Regions from separate parts of the Mus musculus genome. Here region 2 is linked to region 1. The links are chromatin contacts, found by Hi-C or POLR2A ChIA-PET in ENCODE. All regions are on one chromosome and are shown on one strand. Each heading gives the region's core, a stretch centred on a gene start or an enhancer-like site at or near the end of the contact. The rest is flanking DNA. Distances are from core to core; before and after follow the strand shown.

Region 1 (7,009 bases), core at 3,162-5,661:
AACTGCTGTGCTGTCTTTCCAACCCTGAAAATGGAAATCTTAAAGCTAACCGAGCCTGGAAACAACCAAGGTGAAGGACTAGACTATTATTCATGAGACAAACAAGTGATGGGAGATGGAGAGATGGGAGAACCCTAACTGCACACTCCTCCATGAGAGCAGGCAACCTGAAAAGTCTACACACATTTTGACATTCCACCGTAAGACATTCTGGAATCGGTGAAATGAGCCCGGTCGTGAAGGGATCACAGCTTGGACAGAGGAAATGTTGAAAACGTGAACTGGGTTCTCCAGAGCAGCAGCAACAACCTATAGTGATGTGTAAGATGGCTCCATGTCTTCACATCTGTTTCACAACCCACTGCATGCACAGTGATGGGTGTGAACATTAGCTAGAGCTGTTTACTGATCATTGCTAAGCTGTAACAAATGTTCCACATTAAGCAATGCAAGGTGTTCATAACAGGGTAGATGGTTCAAGTATGGGGGTGTAGGACAGGCATATGAATACGTTTTCCTGTGACCCCAAATCAATACCTCTAAAGAATAATTGTTTAAAATTTTTCATTGGATGGACTGGTTGCTATAATCATGGGTGCTTCCAGCCTTCATAGAGAAAGGCCACTATTCTGGTCTGATTTTAAAATCACAAACTTGGGGGCTGAAGAGGTAGATGGCTTAGTGCTTAAGAATATTTGCTGTTCTTTCAGAGGACCTGGGTTTGGTTCCCAGGGCCCATATCAGGTGGCTCAAAACTACCTGTAACTCTAGCTTTGGGGCATCCAATGCCCACTTCTAAACTCTCTAGGAACCTGCACACATGTGTACACACACACACACACACACACACACACACACACACACACACGCACAGAGATACATAATACAGTTAACAGTTAAAACCATAGCTTATTTTTACATGCAAATTTACTAATACATAATACAGTTAACAGTTAAAACCATAGCTTATTTTTACATGCAAATTTACTAATCTAACTCTTAGCTGCTTACTCTGCCCATGGAGAACATATGTTTAAGATGACCATGTGCCAGTCACTGATTCCCAGATAGGAGGTGCCCTGTTGGGTCTGGTCTGACAGCCTTGGACAACTGTCTTCTTCATCCTCAGTGTGGTTCTCTCTTCTGTGGGGACCAAAGAATTCTTAAGTGTTGTTCCACTTTATAAAGCCTTTCTCATAGGGCATGGTGTATAACCATTCACATCATATATACTGGCACTGGGGAACACCAGCTGTTATGACAGATGGCACAGGAGACATGGAACCTAGGAAGACACAGGTACTGACTGGGAAAGGGTGGAGAGGCCACTTAGTGTTCTTCCAACTGGTTCCTGCCACACTTGAAGCTTCAGTCCAGGCCTTCTCCAGGCTGTCCAGGATAGACCTTGGTAATTGCTACTCTTCCTACCTCCACAGAGGAAGGAAGAAGCACTGGCTGCCATCTTGGCCAAAGTACTGAAGACAGGGGTCACCAGTGTTTGTAGGCAGTAGTAGGGCAAGGAAGACCTACAGGTACCTAGTGTCTCATTTTACTTAGAACTTGTTTTATTCCTGTAAAGCATACAGGAAACTTGGTATTTTAATTGTTTTCAAGTGCACAGCTCTGGGCCCCGGGCATGTTCACATTGCTCTATAAACATCACCACCATCCATCTCTGTATCCTTTCATTGCCCCAAACTGAAATGTTGTACCATTGAAACACTAATTTATTTCTCAATCCTCCAGGGCCCTAGCAACTACTCCTAACTACTCTTAAGTGTACCATGATGAAAGCCACACAGCAGGTGTCCTTTTGTGACTTGGTTTTCCATCTAGCATTTGCCCTCAAGGACCACTCATCTTGTGCCATCGTTAGATTTTTGTGTTAGGGAGCATGTGCCTATGGTATATGTGTGTACACACGTATGTGCAGGTGCTCATACATGCATGCCTATATGAGGACAGACAGAGAAGGATGTCAGGTATTTGGCTCCATCACTCTCTGCATATTTCTTCGAGCTAGGGCCTCTTGTTGAACCTGAAGCTTGGCTCCTGTTTCTGGTTTCCCCTACTTCTGCACATCACTGGGTTTACAGATACTTAAGTGCGCATGACAGTGTTTTTATGTGGGTACAGCTGCAAACACTCTAATCCACTGAGTCAACTTTCTTGATCCATGTGCCAGAATTAATGTCTGGGTGAGACTTCTCTGCATGAGCAGACCTCATTTTGTTTGTCCATTTACTTGTCTGTGGCCACCTGGCTTGCTCCTACCTTTTGTCTGCTGTCAGCAGAGTATCTCTTGGGTTTCTCCTTTCCCCTCTTTCAGACTTGGAGGTGGAATTTCACATTCTTTTTCTCCTCCTCTTTCTCCTTTTGTGCTGGAGTTTAAGCTCAGGGCTTTCCGTAACCCTGGAAAGCCCCCATACTCCTGCATCTTCCTTTTAAGAGGCACTGCCCCTTAGTATGAATGACACACTCAAAATCACAAGGCAAAGACATTCTGCTTAGACTAGGGGACAGTCATTTTAGGCGACACCATTGAAATGTGGGGCTAGCCAGGCATGGTGGCATATTCCTGAATGGTCAGCACTGGAAGACTAAGGCAGTTTGAATCCAGAGTAAGTCTCTGTCTCAAACACACACAACACACACAGATACACAGATACACAGACACACACACATACACACAGACACACACACATACACACACATATACACAGACACACACAACACACACATACACATACAGACACACAGACACACACACATACACACACATACACACAGACACACACAGACACACACAGACACACACAACACACACATACACATACAGACACACAGACATGCAACAGACACACACATGGCACACACATATACACAGACATGCAACAGACACACACATAGCACACACATACACACACACATATACACACACATACACACACACACACACACACACACACATCAGAAGTGGGCTAACCCAGCTTTAAGGGTCAAAAGTGACTCTGCCTGTTGACTTAAAGCAGTGCTGAACCCCCACCCTGTCAGTTCCACACTAGGACACAGAGGATGACAGTCTACATGCATTAAGATACCCTGTGTGTCTGCTGAGTTCTGTACTTCAATTCCTGTTCAGTTCCTAACCACACGGTCTCTCACTAATCTTGACTGAATTAAGATGAACATGAAGATGCTCTTCCCTGAGCATCTACCCTGCTCCCTCCCCACCAGATTGATCGTGTCAGTTTAATGTAACAGAATTAAAAAATCATGCAAAATGGTATGTTTTGTGAACAATAGTTCCTCTGAATCTCAGACAGTCATTTGTTCACCAAACCCCAGCAGGCTGCAGCTGAGTTGACATTAAAAGGAAAAATTCCAGGAAAAACCTGGGGAGGGGGAGAGAAGTAAGCAGAGAGGGAGGACACACAGACCTAATCAAGGCAACTGACCTGGGCCACCTGGTGATCTCTACTCCATTCAGGTCGGCACCCCCCACTGGTGAGGACTGAGACTGCAGCAGGGCTTGCCCAGCTAAATGACAAGCAAGGGCTTTGCAAAATTCAGAATAATGAATGAAAAATGTCCTAGGAGAGGCTGGTAACATCTCTAAGACTCCAGGTTATCTGAATGTGTAGAGTGGCCTTCAAATTTGGGAAGAAACACATCTCTGAATGAAGTGCCTGGCTTACAAACTTCTGTCTTCGTGCCTCATCTCCTTTGATCCACTCATCACATCAGCACTCAGAGACAGACTGCTATTGTTCCCAGCTAACAGGTAAGGCAATTGAGGCTCTGGGAGACTCAGTGGCTTGCAGCCAACTCAAGACCACAGAGTCCTGGTCCAGAGCCTTTCCTGTCTGACTGCTCTGCCTCCCAACTCAGCAAAGCTCACATGTAACCTACCCCTTCTCACTAACACGCTGGTGGCAGGCTTGAAAAACACTCTTGCTTTCCTAAGTGGACTAGGCTTTAGGATCCGTCAGGATTGGCCTCTGTTTTAATTCCTATTTTCCATTTTAAACCACATTCTTCCTTGCTTGTTTTCCTGATCTCTGAGCTCAGCGAAATCCTCCTGGACGGGGTTTTTGCAGCCCTGTCTGGATCATTTTAACTCTCCCTGGCACACAGAATGTCAAAACTTCTGCAGGTCAAGAGAGGGAAGGAGGGAGGGAGGGAGGAAGGGAGGGAGGGAGGGAGGAAGGGAGGGAGGGAGGGAGGGACAGAGAGAGAGAGAGAGAGAGAGAGAGAGAGATCATTCAATTCTGCCAAGTGCACTCAACAATTTCTAAGGCTTGATCCAATGTTGGTCTGGAGAAAGCATTGTTTCTGCAGAGAAGCCAACATCCCACACTAAGCCTTCAGCTCCAACCTGCACCCCGAATTGTTGGCACAGACACCCCAGCTTGCTCATCTGTATGCTCAAGGCTCCTGTGGGCTGCATGACAGCTCAGTGCTGATTAAAGAAAAGGTGCAAGTGACACTGGAAGATGCTATAAATAGAGAATTCCGAAATCTATCTGCCCTAGTGGCCAGGACTCATTAGATCTGAAACTGTTTGGCTTTTCACTGGAGAGACAGGAGCCCAATTACCACAGTGCACATACAAAGGAAATTATCTGGGCGACATTGAGATTCCACTTGTAAGCTGTTTACTTGAAATAGTCCTGGGGTTTTGATGGGCTTAATCCTTAAATACATTGATTCTGAAAGGATTTTTAAAACTTGGACCCTACAGGATTTAATGAAGACCTATGAAAGTATCACTCAAAACTCTCTGTAAACGTGGCAGGCTTCTCCCAAGCCCAGCTGTTCAGGCATGCTATGTGTCTTTGTATGAGCCTGTAACTCTCTGAGTCTGTTGTTGTTGTTGTTGTTGTTGTTCCAAGATAAGATGCTAGAGGGCTTCTATGGCTCAGCCTCTCTCTGACCATCTCTGAGTCACAGATTCCTCTACTCAGATCTCCCATGTCCCATGGCAGAAGCTGAGACAGATACAAGAATGTGAATCAACTGGAATGCGGCCCCCAAGCCTGGAGGACAGGCACTACACCTGTTTAAATGCCAAATATAGGGCACTGTCATGGAGAGACTCCCGCTCAGAGTTCTTGGGGCTTTCTCTTCTCACAATCCCTGCTGCACTGTGCCCCGAGTGGACCTATATGCCCAGCCTTCACTACATCAGCCTCAGACACTAATTACAGAGCAGGTTCATCCCAAGGGTTGCTGTGCTGAGCCACCCAGAAGCTGAGGTGACTACTCAGGACATGAGGCTGCTCCTTCCCACAGACCTTTCTGTTCTGCCATGCTTCATGTTTTACACTCAGTGTGGCCTCTGTCATCCGTGACTCAAGCGATAGCACGTGGCAACGGCTAGTCTCAGACCCTCATGCCCACTGGGTACTTTGTCCCCTCTTCTGACAACTGGCTCCCCTCTACCATTCAGTCTGAATAAATCGCTCAGCACTCATCAAACCCACTCACCACTCTCTGCTGCCCAGCTCACCTGTCTCAGCCTGCACCTTGCTCTCTTTGCCCACGATAGTCCTTTTCTCTGCATTACTCTCTGTTTCTGTCTAGACTGAGTCTATACATATCCTGAAGAGTCTCGGGGTAAAATTTCCATCCTAGCAAAGTCATCCCTCAAGATCTAAAAGAAGAGAGGCCCCTCTTTTCTCCCTATCTACCTGGGAATTTGCTTGTTTTGTTGTTATTTTTCCTACCTCACATCCAGAATTACTTTAGATAAAAATGTTTGTGTTGGGCTGTGGCTATAACTCAACTAATACCTAGCACGTGGAGCTCTGAGTTTGATCCCCAGCACTGTATAAAACTGGGTTTAGTGGCACTGTCCCCTGAGAGTATAATCCCAGCACTTTAGAGGTAGACACAGGAGGATCAGAAATTCAAGGTAATACTTGGCTACACAGCAAGTTTGAAGACAACATTGGATACATAAGACCCTGTCTGGGAAAAACAAAAGCCGTCATTTGGGTACGTGTTCACTATCAGTTTCTTCAACTAGAGCAACCTCCCAGGACGGAAAGACCACTAGTGTCCTGGTGCCTTCAGAGTGCTCTTTATATAGTTGTCTGTATATACCTGGTGCATGGATGAACCATTAGCCTTGTTCCCAGATCTATCAGTTTGGGGTTCTATCATGTTCTGTAAGGATTCCTGAATATGCAGCTGTTGTCATATTGGCAAGAGTTCTGATGTTCCTAAATATGGGTTTTATTTAGAGGCAGCAGATGCATCATGAGGCACCCCAGGTACCAGTAGCATCTGGACTGCTCAGGAATGATAGCCTGGCCCTGAGTGGCAGGCAGGTGATGGGATGTGATCTGATGCTCTATCTAGTGGTACCTCTACTACACCTGAGTCCAAGCACCCTCTCTGGTTGACGCTTTCTCTCAGGCCTGCAGAAAAACTGTCAAGGGGGAACTCACACTCATTAAAAAGAAAATCAAAATGAAACCAGAAAAAGATTTGTGTGTTTTCAAAGGATCGGCAGAAGAGCCATTATATCTTCTGAACAAACTGTCTACAGCTTCAACTACAAAAGAAGGAGTTATACTAAAACCCCAAAGGAAGTATTTGTGCTAAAATTGTTCTGAAAAGACTCCACCCCATATAGAACACAAACTGTATTTTGGTACCTGTTCCAAGAGAAAGCAATTGCATCAATGGAGATATTGAATACATCATTTGTAAGTCCTAATGAGTAACCTTTTCCCAGGAAAGTTAAGATTCACAGCATCCATTAGATGTCACCCCGCCCAGCCCCCCACCAGATTTAGCACCCATTCAAAGAGCACCGTGGGATGTGGGATCATGAGTGATCTAAGAACTGTCAGCAGCAAGCCTTCTATTGTAAGTAGAGTGCATGAATAAAACAGATTACTAACAATTTTAGAATCGTAATTTGTATCAAGATGTCTGTCTTGATGCAACTTGACGTCTCTGAATAATTCATTATGTCCTTCCCCAAATTCCTTTTAAA
Region 2 (7,432 bases), core at 390-2,889, 87 kb after region 1:
AGAATGTTTCTCTCCACAGCGCACTCAATATTTTGTAGCCTCTTGTTAATTCCCACCTCCCTTCTGTAAGCCCCTTTGTTACCTGGTCTCATCCTCTGGCTCCTCTGAGCTCAGAGGAGGCCCCTCTCTTTCTCTGACCCCAGCCATGGTCAGTGATAACAGGACCCACAATACCTACCTAAGTCTTAACTCCTCCACCCTTTACATCACAGTCTGTTTTCCCCTATACCATAATAAAAGAATCTGATGTCAACAGCCCCGTGGCACTCCTGGGTCCTTACCACTCTCAATGTACTTGGCAGAAGACTGTCAGCCCTGAACAACTTTCCCCAGGAAGCTGGCATGCTGAAGGGAGAGCCACAGGGCCTTAGCACCTGCCAAGACAGCCATGTGCAAGTGCCTGCCCCAGGGAGGACAATAGCCTGGCTCAGCTAGCGCAAACTATAATTGAAGCTGAATGCAATTAATTGTATAATTCTGAGTCATTTCAGATTAATTCTGCTAAAATTCAAATCCTAAAAGTAGGGCACGAGAAAAGAATCAGTTTCACAAAGAAATCAGACATAAATAAAGTCTACACCAGCCCTGGGTTTTTGCCCAACACTGAGAGCTAAGCACAATAACATTGGAGTTATCAATCAAAAATAAATTTAACCCAAATACAATGATATCACAACCCACAGTTTTAGATGCTAAAAAGCCTAAGCAGCCTTGTTATTTGGTCTAAGAAAAAAAAATGTTATGATATTTGGATGCCTGTGTCTGTCTACTCCCGGAGACTTTCATGTCATTCAGTCTGAAGTGGATAATGAGGACCACAAGAACAATCAAACCAGCTGTAGAAGCTGCAGTCAGAAAGATGGGCGTGGCCTGTGGGAGACCAGATGGCCGCACTTAAACCCTGGTTTCCACTCTCTCCTTGGGACCTCCTCGAGTTCCAGTTCCTGCTTCACCACGGAGCCTCCTGACTTCATGGGAGCCTTCTCTGTGGTGTCAGGCATGGATATGCCATGGCCCATGGCCATCTAGCCAGTAGGAAGTGAGCGGAGGTAGACTTCTGCATCCGGACTCAGGCCTCTGGGGTGTGGAGGGCTGTCAGCTTCCGCCTCCCAAATACTTCTGAACTTACAAAGACAGCAAACGCAATCAGGGAAACAGTGAGGGGCTCTGTGCACACAACATGGGGACTGGGTGAGTTCCTGTGTCTTTGGAGAAACACCCAAGGTTCCAACGGGGTTCAGAAAGCTGGGGTGGAACTCAGTGGTAGAGTCATGCCCTGATGCGTGAGGTCCTGGTTCTGTGGCTGACCTGGGAGTGGGGTTAAGGAGAGTTCGCTCTAGAACCATCTGTGGGCTTTTGGAATCTAATTTTACATTGAAGTGTGCAAAGCTCTGTTCTTAAAAGCATCTGTGCCATGAAAACAAGCAGAGCCCGTCTGCATCTTGTGACCAAACACTCCAAGAAGTTCTTGGAAATTGAAAGGTCTCAGGAGGAACCGGAAACCTCAACACCCATCAGGGCAGTTCCTTATTCCTGTCGCACACAGCTGCGCTGCCTGCTCCTCGACACTTCTTGTCAGCAGATGGGTTCCTGTGAGAACAGATGATCCTCTCTGTAAGTGCCCACACAGAGGACTCTGGAAACACCTGTGTTGAACCAGGACTCAGGGTCCCATTCCAGTCAGCTCTGGGGCCTGGGCCACTGTCAGACACCAAGTGGCTTGTGAGGGACAGATGGGGGCTCTCCTGAGGTCACTTAGTGTCCAGCTATACGAAAGCTGTGAGGACACAGACATTTCTCCAGACAAAATGAAGCCACTGGCAGTATTTTCCAATAAGCCCAATCCTCTAGGCTCCGTGGCTAGGAGGGTCACCCACTGCCTGTACTGATTCAGTCGGTTTAGAAACGTCTCTGTGACACAGGGGGGTCATAAACAACTTCATATAAATGAGAGACGTGCTCAGCAGAATGAGAGGCCTGCTGGAGGCTGCGAGGGAGGAAGCACTAATCTGATTTACTCCCCGGCGATGTCCCGTTTCCAATCCAATTTTCTGGACACTGAGATGGAGACAGGATCGAAATGGTATTTGCCAGGAGCAAGAAGAGAGATATTTCTGTCCCCTGGCCTTTGTCTTTATTAGAGATCAGCCCGGAGTGAGCCAAACTCTATAGGAAGCCCAGGGTTCATAACATGACTTTGTGTCAGAGACTTTGATTCATGGTCTTGGCTGGCAGGCAGGGCTGTGGGCAGAAGACGGGGACCCAAGCTCTTTCCCTGCTGGGCCCTGACATAGTGGGGATCGGTTGCCTGGGCACTTACAGGAAGGGTTCTCTGATGATCGAAGTGCAACCAACTCATCCATAATAGCTGTCCAGCCCTGGACACTGTGAGAATATGAACATTTAAGTTTTTCCTCCGAGTAGGCTAATTAGGGGAAAAAAAAATCAAAGCTACTAGCATTCTGTGAACTAACACAGTTTCAATCATGTGTGGCTTACATGCTATCAAAACAAAAGTCAAGGGACTGGACAGATGGCTCTGCTGTTCAAAGCACTTGCTGCTCCTGCGGAGGACTGGAGTTCAGTTCCAAGGACATCAGCTTCTATCAGAGTCTGTCATTAGCATTTCTGCTCACAGTCGAGGGGGAAAACAGAGCGCCCAGTAGGCATGGCTGAAGCATTTAAATGTCACTGGACCAATGCGTAGACTTTGCTTCCCTCGAAAGACAGATCACACGCTAAGTTGCCAAGTTTAATCTGTTTTCATCCACATACCATTTAGTTAATGATCAGGAAAATCAGAGAAAGGACAGCGACAAACTTGGGATACATTTGCCTCCTGGATCATCAAGAACTTATCGCCCCTCTCCTTCCTCATTAGTAACACACGGGTTGGGGGGTGGGGGAAGCTACAGAAGAGGCCAGGGAGTGAGTTTCACTTTCACCCAACCCCCAAAGCCTCACTCAGCAGGGGAGACACAGGAGGCAGTTTGAGGGAGCATCTTGTTCAGCTGTTGGTACAGCAGCGTCAGGAACAGGGTGATCTGGTCCCATCCACTCAGCATCTTCCTAAATTATCAAGCAAGATCTCCTTAAGGTCAACATAGAAGGAGGCAGGGGATGCTTACTGGGCAGGTTAGATGCCAGATACCAGCAGCTTGGACCTGCTGCTGCGCTTGTTGCTTTATACGCAAGCTGACGCATAGGCCACACTAAGCTCTCTGAGGATGAATTTCTGCCTGGGGAAAGGGGTCAGCACAGGGATGGGTGTGGAGTTCTGTTGAAAACAGCTCAATTTCTTTACATACTTTCTTAGAGCTCACACACTTTTTTTTTTTTTAAGTTTAGAGTTTTTCAAACATGGCATAACCTTCTATAATGTACTATGAAAACCACACAGTCTGTAGTAGTCCTAGCACTTGGGAGACTGAACCAGGAGGATCAAGGGTTTGAGGCTAGCCTGGACTACTTAGTCAACCCCAAGCCAGCCTGGACTACCTGAAGTGTTTTGTCACAAAACAAACAAAGGGGTACTGGGGAGATGCCTCGGCTGCCATCTGCAAGACATGGGAGGATCTGAGTTCACCCCAGATTCCATATGTGGAAGCGAGGCACAGCAATGCATGCCTGCAGTCTTAGTACTGAGGAAGCAGAGACAAGGGGATTCCCCTGGACCTCACTGGCCAGCCAGCCTAGCCTAACTGGTGCACACCAGGCCAGGGAGAGAACCTGTCTCCTAAGCCAAGGTGGGCAGCTCCTGGAGAATGACCCCTGAGGTCATCCTCTGATGTCTACATGCACACACTAGCGCACACGCACACACAGACACACATACATGCATGCATTTGCACTGTCCACACAAGAACATAGAGGGGCACACACAATGAAAGGAAAAACACATTTCACACATGCACATCTGACTGACAAAAATTTGGCCACATTGTTAGTTTGTTTGTTTTGTGTACGTGCATGGGGCTGGGACCATGCACACGCCATGGGCTACGCATCTGAGGTCAGAGCAGAACTTGAAAGAGCAGGTGTTCTCCTCCTGCCACATGGGTACCAGTGACCAAATTCAGGTTTATAAGCTTGACAATAGCTGGGCTATCTCACCAGCGCACAAGGTATTCTTTAAGATCTACATTTGTGCCTTCGAGCATCCTTGTCCAAGTGGACTGGGTGATGATGTCACGGCAGCTTCCCATCTTTCTCCCGTCGTCCTCCCAGTGCACATTTTGGGGATGGAAAAAATATTGCATGAATATCTCCTTAGGCTTTGTAAAGGGATCTAGGCTGTAGTTGGCTTTTTCATTTGTTTGTTTGATTCACTTTTTTTTCTTTGCTTGTTTAACTTGATTGTAAATAAGTCACATTAAGTCAAGATGCAGGGAAAGCCACAGTGAATTCTTTTGAAGCCACAGACATTTGCTGTAACCAGAGTACTCCATCTTTCCCCACTGCATCTCATCACTACATTTAAAGCTTTGTATAAACTGATCCTCAGAATAAAGGGTAGGCACAGATACAGGCAGGGTGTTTCTAAAGATCACCAGCATTTAGAGGCTGTTTTCTCCCAATTTTCCACCCTCGTTACATGGAGCGGTTTTGTGGCACGGTGCCTAACTGGGCCCAGGGAGCACCACGCAGCTGCAACGGCACACTCATTTCTACCAGGCATCTTGATTTTCAAAACCAACTTCAGCTTTTTTTCTGGCACCAAAGCTGCAAAATCCACCCCTCCCTTGACCTGGATCTCTCCCCACCCCCACCCCCCCACCCCAGTACCATATTCATGAGGACATATTGTAACATGACATAAATGCCTAATGATCCTTGTTAGCCTCAAGTTCAGAAGCACTAAACACACCCTGAGAGACTAGCAACTAAGCCAGAACGGGACTTCAGTTGCTCAGGAAGAGACACACAATGAAACACAGGGAGATTTCGGTCAGAAGACCCCGTGCGTCACAATCACTTTTCCCCACCGTCAGAGAACAGAGGGGAAAGGGTACCCCAAAGTCTGTCAGAAGCGAACAGTGCTTACAGGATTCTACAAGGTGCACACTGATGGAGATGACTGGGCCTGCTCATCTATCTGAGGCAAGGTTTGTATATTTAGTGGCAGAGTCTACACTTGGTCTAGGTCTCTGAGAGAATGTTTTTGCAGATCTCTGGAGTCAGCCAAAAAAAAAAAAAAAAAAAAAAAACAACAACAAAAAAACGGGACTCAAACATTCTTCCTTTACTCCTGATTCCTAAGTCAGAAGACATACTTAATCATAATGTAAACACTGTACCAAGAGGGCTGGGAAGACGGTTCAGTTAGTAAAGTGCTTGCCTTGCCGTACAGGCAAGAAGTTCCATCCTCAGAACTCATGTAAGAAGCCTGGCATGCTGTTTCGCATCTGTAATCCCAGCACTGGGAAGGCAGAAATGGGAGATCAGTGGAGCTCTATGACCAGGAAGCTTCACCAAGCTGGTGAGCTCCCAATTTAGTGACAGAATTATCATGCAGAATCCGGTAGAGAGACACTGAAGAGCATACCCCATGTTGACCTTTGCACAGGCACACACACACACATTTCAAAGCACACCACTGTGCGACCTTCTTCAGCATCGTATGGTCGCATGGATGCTATTCACACCAGGCATTGCTTGTGAAGCAATGAAGGAAGGGATGTTGGGGCAGGCCTATGCGAGCATGGTCTGGGGCCCCTGGCGATGTCCACAGCTAGAGCGTTATCTCTGCCTCACGTGGAATTGTTCTAGCCTTCTGAGAAGCCAGCCTTAATTAGATCTTCTCCCGGAATGCTTTCAATTATGCCTGTGCCTGAATAATCTAATAATCGGGATCCCTCCTTATCACTCACTCCGTCAGGAAGTCTTCCATTTGAGGCAATTGGTAATTGTTCTCAATGGTCTCTTACCTTCAATCCTTCACCTTCTTGTGTGTCAACAATAGCCTAGACCCACTGAACCCAGCTGACAGTGAAAACAAATGACCCATGTTCCTCTGCTGGGGGTAGAGCTTGAGTTCCCCCCCCCCCCACACACACACACACATTTTCTTGCAGCCCTGTCTGGGTTCCGCCTAACATGCCTAAGAGCCTGAAGAGTAAGAATGGAAACCCCAGGAAGTTGCTCTCTCCGCAGTGGAAAACAGCTGGTGAAGTGGGCTTGGTTGAGAAGCCCCACCCTGGGCCACTGCTGCAGACGTGATGCCCAGGTGACCCCATCAGGGGCACGATGCTATGAACTCTAGCGCCTGTGCATGCAGACATTCGAAGGTCCGGCTGGGTCGGCTGGGTCAGGTCTGCGGTATGGCGCTGCATGGGATCTGTGCGCTGTGCATTCTGAGTAGTGGAGAAAGATGCCCGAGCGCTCCAGAAATGGAGTAGGGTTTTCTAAAATGCTAAGAAAAGATACAAGGATGCGGAAGAAAATTGTATTTTGCTCTTGGAAGTTTTATTGTCTCTGCCAGGTGCAAACAAGGGCTGCCGAGGTGGGAGTACCTCTCCACAAATAATTCGCAAACCCGACCGCTAAAATTAAGCGCCTACGTAGACAGATGACAAGGGAGAAAGCCTTGATTCACGAGCAACACAGTTCTCCACAGAAAACCAGAGATGCGCAGCTTTATGGGCCAGGCAACGAGGTTCCTGGAGTCCAGAGGCAGGGGGCTGAGACCCTGAGGCCTCGCTGCTGGTCATGCCTTAAAAAGAAGCCTCTCTAACAAGTGACCTGACAGTGGCTGTCACTAAATCCAAGACACCAATCCACCGCAGAATAAGCTGGTGAGAAATAAACTATTTCTAGCCAGTAAAGTGAGACACACTATCAGGTGAGATGCCTCCAAGTTCCAGAGCACAGTCATCTTGAGTTGATAAGAGGATTACAGACTAGCTTCTTCTCTCTGAAGCTGCCTGAACAAGCTGTGTGCGGGGGCCCCAATGTCAGGGGCTCCATATACGTACAGCCTCTGAGTTTTGTAATTAACCTGCTAGGCTTTATCCTTGTCTCTGTCTTTGTCTCTCTGTCTCTGTCTGTCTCTGTCTGTCTCTGTCTGTCTCTGTCTCTCTCTTCCTCTGTGTCTCTGTCCCTCTGTCTCTCTCTGTCTCTCTCTGTCTGTCTGTCTGTCTATCTCTCTGTCTCTCTCTGTCTCTCTCTCTCACACACACACACACACACACACATACACACACACACACACACCCCTACCTACCTTATAAGTTTAGAAACTGAGACTCAGAAAAAAAAATACAACACTTTGCTAAGTAAGAAGAAGGCATGGTCCCAACTCCAGTTCATTTTGTTTCAAAGCTTGTTAGTATCTGCTCCAGCCTCGGCATTCAGAGAAGGTTTGCCTTCTAGTGGAATAAGGATATATCCATTCCTCTGATACACCACAGGCCCTATTTACTGCCTCCAGAAA

What was found. Hi-C counts contacts between places; a loop is a spot of excess contacts on that map. ChIA-PET counts read pairs that join two places held with the same protein, here RNA polymerase II (POLR2A).
Region 2: a map of left cerebral cortex shows a loop between it and region 1 (2.4-fold over the local background). The contact joins two enhancer-like sites. A Hi-C loop is called at or near these places in 2 of 37 maps with a recorded cell type or tissue (heart and left cerebral cortex). POLR2A ChIA-PET finds 5 or more read pairs at or near these places in 1 of 5 experiments (embryonic stem cell).

The regions. Positions count from the first base shown.
Region 1 is chr11:108,132,093-108,139,101 of GRCm38, forward strand. All of the region lies in intron 3 of Prkca (protein kinase C, alpha), which reads right to left. Among named protein-coding and RNA genes, the nearest start is that of Gm51922, 23 kb to the left of the region's middle. Within about 2 kb of position 4,412, at least 1 of the 3 ENCODE cell types and tissues checked has a DNase peak (open chromatin) inside an H3K27ac peak, as active enhancers do; it is left cerebral cortex, where a contact is called at or near this core.
Region 2 is chr11:108,221,827-108,229,258 of GRCm38, forward strand. The region is part of intron 2 of Prkca (protein kinase C, alpha); the gene reads right to left. Among named protein-coding and RNA genes, the nearest start is that of Gm11655, 53 kb to the left of the region's middle. Within about 2 kb of position 1,640, at least 3 of the 3 ENCODE cell types and tissues checked have a DNase peak (open chromatin) inside an H3K27ac peak, as active enhancers do; they include left cerebral cortex, where a contact is called at or near this core.